Regions from separate parts of the Homo sapiens genome. Here region 2 is linked to region 1. Evidence: read pairs that join two places in POLR2A ChIA-PET (ENCODE). Cell type or tissue: PC-9. All regions are shown on one strand.

Evidence for each region. ChIA-PET counts read pairs that join two places held together with the same protein. Peaks named below come from ENCODE experiments on the same cell type or tissue, not always from the same donor. Only the 100,000 strongest peaks of a DNase experiment are listed, where the experiment ranks them.
Region 2: POLR2A ChIA-PET joins it to region 1 with 5 read pairs; 2 of 35 experiments call an interaction of 5 or more read pairs at or near these places.

What each region holds. Positions count from the first base shown.
Region 1 is chr9:76,221,934-76,224,433 of GRCh38, reverse strand. The region is part of intron 20 of PCSK5 (proprotein convertase subtilisin/kexin type 5); the gene reads right to left. Among named protein-coding and RNA genes, the nearest start is that of RFK, 170 kb to the left of the region's middle. In PC-9, no CTCF peak of the experiment used is centred here; no DNase peak of the experiment used is centred here.
Region 2 is chr9:76,135,746-76,138,245 of GRCh38, reverse strand. The region is part of intron 10 of PCSK5 (proprotein convertase subtilisin/kexin type 5); the gene reads right to left. Among named protein-coding and RNA genes, the nearest start is that of PCSK5, 250 kb to the right of the region's middle. In PC-9, no CTCF peak of the experiment used is centred here; a DNase peak (open chromatin) is centred at 1,045.

The DNA.
Region 1 (2,500 bases):
TGGCTTTTTTTTTTCTCAATGTCAAAAGTCATCTCTGTCTTCTCTTTGGCTTTTTACTTATCTTCTGTCTCCAAAAGAAAGGTCTGCCACTCTTCCTGGCTATTGTCAATTCCCCATCTACTGTTATAATCTTCTTTCCTCAGAATATTTCTCCACCAGTTCCTCTGTGTTTAATCTCTTCCTCACATCTCCAATCCTTGTCTGATCTACAAAAGTTTTCTGCTAACTTAAACCTTCCCAAGCCCTTTCCCTCCCTGATAAGGGACTTGTAAAACTTGTTTTTTCCTCCTACTATTTGGAAACAAAATGGTGAAAACTTCATGACCTTGAAGCTTATGTAAGAGCGTCAGTGTAAGACAACTAAACTGTGCCTGTCTCTCAAGTCTGCATGCCTCTTCACGTTAGAACAGCTGATGAGAATAGAGAAGGCTTCTCCCATTCTCATATTTACGTAGATGTTTAATTAGTTACATAAGCAACTGCCCCCAGCTCTTACAGGCACAAGTTTTCACTGCATGTTTGGAACTGAAGAAACCAGATTCCAAGGACACAGAGAAGTTGCTCTTTTTTGTTGTTTTTGGAGCAGCAAATTCTTGTCATCTGTCTTCATTGCACAATGAAGCTGAATGTTTATGACAGGCATGATATACAAAATTCTTACAAAAAGTCAACTTTTAACAGAGCCTTCAGGAGCCAGTATTTTGTTTTCCACCTCATCCTACAAGCTCTTCTTTCTGGCATCTTCATCCATTGTTATGATTTCCAGATCATCTTTCTCCTGTGATCAAAAAATGTTCCATTCCCCCTTTAGTTTCTTTCTCATCCTATGCTATAATGGTTCAAAGACACTGAGGAAGTGTAGTCACTTGGAGAGGAATGCTACCTCAAAAGTTGAAGACACAGCTTAAAAATTAATACTTATAAATTTTAAAAAGTTACAAGTGGCTTACTGTGCTTATTCCATCTCTTGATAACACTGTAGAATACTATCAACAAGTCCAGATTCTAAGCAAACATTATAAAGTCTTCCAGAATAACTGAACATGTATCATAGCATCCAAAGTTACAACATAAGATTGAAGTATAATCCTTTTTTAGGTTTACATGGCCAGAAGAGCCTCATTTCTCCTGAACAAATGCTACGCTTTCTTTTATACCTCATATTTCCTTATTGGTTACAGCTAAATTTATTGTAGAATTCTAGCAAATAAATATGTACACTGAATAAATTAATCGATACATAAATATGATATTTTATGATGTGAGTTTAAAAACTTTTTAGCAAGATGATTGGTAAGAGAGGATGGGAGGAATTTGATGAGAATTCAGTTGCTTGGTTTTTGATCTAGTTATTTCAGTGAGTAACCTTGGGGTATGAAATTATCTGTAGACTTCCCTGTGAGGCCTATTTATGTGCCTCGTCACTCAGATGCCAGAAATCATAGAGTATGAGTGATTCTACTATCACAAGTGTTAATCAAATAATATTATCTCTTTGCAAGGATGCCAACATGTAGTTTCCAACTTAAGATACCATTCTGTGAAGATAATTTTTATTAAAAACATCTATATGTTTTTTTCGCCAGCTATAATAAATACTCAGCAACACTTTCAGCTACTTATGTACTAATGAAATCAGTTGTTTTTCAAAGCTTTGTTAAGCATAAAGTTTTATAGCAAGGCTCAAACTATGAGGCCATCAACTGAGACTGCAACATCTTTAAGTCAACACAATCATTCAGCCTTAAAAAGAAAGGAAATTCCGACAAACTCTACAACATGGATGAACCTTGAAGACACTATGCTAAATGAAATAAGCCAGTCACAAAAGCACGAATATTGTATTATTTTACTTATATGAGGTAACTGGAGTAGTAAAAGTGATAGAGACAAAGTAGAATTGTAGTTTCCAGGGCCTAAGGGTAGGGGGAAAGGGTTATTTAATGGGTACAGAGTTTCAGTGGAAGAAGATGATGAAGGTCTGGAGATGGATGGTGGTAATGGTTGCAGAGCAGTGTGAATGTATTTAATGCCACAGAACTACACACTAAAAATAGTTAAAATGGTAAATATATATTATGAATATTTTACAATATTTTTTTAAAAAAATATCTACACAAAGAGTTTGTGTCTTAGCAGGCCAATACTTCATTTTAGCCAAAAAACAAAATCAGTATTGCCTGTCTTTGGGGATGGGTCCAAAGGGTATCAACCAATCCACCATCTTGGGAAGCCAGTCTGTTGAAGTGAGGCTTGGGAGACCTCCTGTGATAATGGAAATAAATTGATATATGAATAAAACTTGGGATAAGGGAGACATCTGGCAGATGGAAAACTCTGTCTTCTTCCTTTCCTCAAGGATGCACTAAAGACAGAATGAACATTAGGCAGCTAGAAAGAGGGTTCTACATCCCTACCCTGGAGGTGTCTGGAGGAAATCTCTTCTCTATCCCATTCTCTCAAGGACAACTTGCCCTTGTCCTTCCTGCATATTCTGTTT
Region 2 (2,500 bases), 86 kb after region 1:
GACTAAAGAAAAAAAGAGATGGAGTGTAAATTTCTGTTTCTGTATGTAAGTTACACCAGGGCAGGTCAGATTAGTCAACGCCATGGTGTCCCTGACGTTTCTTCCCCTCCCACTTTCTGCGCTCACTTCAACATGTGTTGGGTTGGCATGCTGAAAGTGCTCAGGAAATATTGGTAAATAAATAAATGAAGAGATAACATCCATTAAATTCCAGGAAGGAAAACCAGCTGGAATGGCAAAAGCCTTCACTTTTATGGCTAATTCATATGCTTTAGGGAACACAAGGGAGAATTAAAAAGAATAGAAAACAAAACAAAACAGAAAAGACTTTTCCTAAGCAGAAAGGGAAGGGATCAAGGGGAGGAAAGAAATAATACTAACAAAACCCCAAACAGCTGAATGCCAAAGTCACCTTCTGGCATTGCAAATATTGGTCAGAAGCAAAATACTGGAATTTGGATTTCAGTTCTCTGGTAGCAGAATATCACATCTGTTCATCTGGTCTAAGGCAAATAATTCCCTATTCTCATGGGCAATCTAAAGTAGATTCTCTGATAGGTACATGATATTTATACCATTTAATTAAAAAAACTATCTCTGGAGGAGGTTTAAAGTCAAAAGCTGTTGTCTGAAACTTAGCTAGGATTATTCACAAGATGAACAAGGCCAAACAATGTTTAGTCAGTTTCCATAGGTATGTATTCATCAGATTATGTTTATTGTGAAAAACTAATCTACCAGAAAAGATATTTTAATTATACTATGAGATTGTTATTATTATTTAAGAAACAGCAGGATAGAATAATCTTAGTTTGATTAAAATTGTTGAAAATTAAGGTGCCATTAACATAAGAATGTTTACATGTGTCTTCCCTCTCTGTGAGGTCATCTCATTACAGGGTCATTTACAGAGTGCTTTTATAAGGAGGGCACAGAAAAAGGAGAAGAAAGTTCTCTGTCCCTAGCTCATCAGTGAGCACCTCCAGGGTAACCCCACTCTCAGAGAAACAGAGATGAGTCATCAGAAAGCCACATTCTTTAGTTGTTCAAGGCCAACTTCCTGGCCTGAATGAGAATCTGTCCAAGCCAGTAGCTGCTTCAGGACGAGAAACCCTTCCCTGTTCCAGTCCATAACACATGTGGGTAAGAATGGATCAAGTCTGCCTTCAGGAGGGCTGCACACAAGTCTAGCTCACACATCATCCAGCCCTGCTGTCTGCCTAGGATGTAGGACATGGGGGTATGTCTGAAGAAATGTAAGGAGGTTGGATAAAATGGATTTGGTAGGGTTTTGGTAGAGACTATTCATTGGGGTGTTGGCTTTACTGAAGTTATCAGTGATAACAAAGACTATCAAGTCTAGTGATGTCTGAACTCCAAAACTGAGTTGTTTGCTACTCTAAGTGGCTTCTGCTTTACGTGATGAGAAAGAAATTCTGATGGGTGACGCTGATGTCCCTATTACTGGCAGGTACCTATTGAGCAATTTGTGAAATTGTTCTCCTATTTTTTTTTAAACTACTTTTCCAACAAGTTATTAATAAATTACTCAACACTGGGAAAACAAAAGTAAGCCCAAGGAAGAACAGGAGTTTTCAGATTCATTTCATACATATATTTTACTCAGTGTTAGGGCTGAGTTGGGTGGGACAAAGAAGGGCACCCAGGACCACACACTTCTGTAGGCAGGCAACTTCCGTTTTCCCAGTCTAAGGAGAAATACGTGACTATGGATTCCTGCTAAGCAAGACCTGCAAAAGCCGGCTGACCTCATTTAAATACAAGCCCTTGTTGAGCTCTTGTTGTAGGAACCTTTTCTAACCATTAGCTCTTTATTGTTCTTTCAGATGTTATTTCATAAAAAGTCATAGCATCTTTCTGCAGTCCTAGTACCCTGCATTCTCCACTTCCCCAAAGCATGTTGCTTCTCCTGCTAGCCTCTGCCTTAATCACATTTATCTGTGGGACTCTAGGGAGGGGATGGTAACGTTTAGAGTAGAGAATAACTTTTTTTTTTTCTTAAGTCATCTTATTATGATCCTGTTTAGATGAAATACGGGACTCGCCATCAACAAAATTACAAAACAATCCCACTGGGAGCCCAGCCCATTCAGAATAATTCATCTGTGAAAAAGCAAACTTTAATTGTTACTCTTGGCAGCCATCTAAGAGAAGAGTGAAATATTATACTAAATATTGCCACGTGCAATAGTAAAATACCGTTTCCTCCTTAAAGCAGTGCACAAACCCCTTTAGATTCAGGTTTGGGTCTGGTGACTTAGTCTAAACCCTCTGTCTCCCCCTCTCCTAAACCAACAGAGGTTTTCAGAAGAGCTGCATTTTTGTTAGAACCATTTGCTCTTTTTAAATTGCCAAAAAGGAATAAGTAAAACTAAGATATTTATTCGGGTTAAAGTTTCTTCAGCTTCATGGAGGTTAATGTCCTTAGTCTGTGATCCTTCTACTAAGAAGTTCATTCCAGCTTTCAACTAGCTAAGGT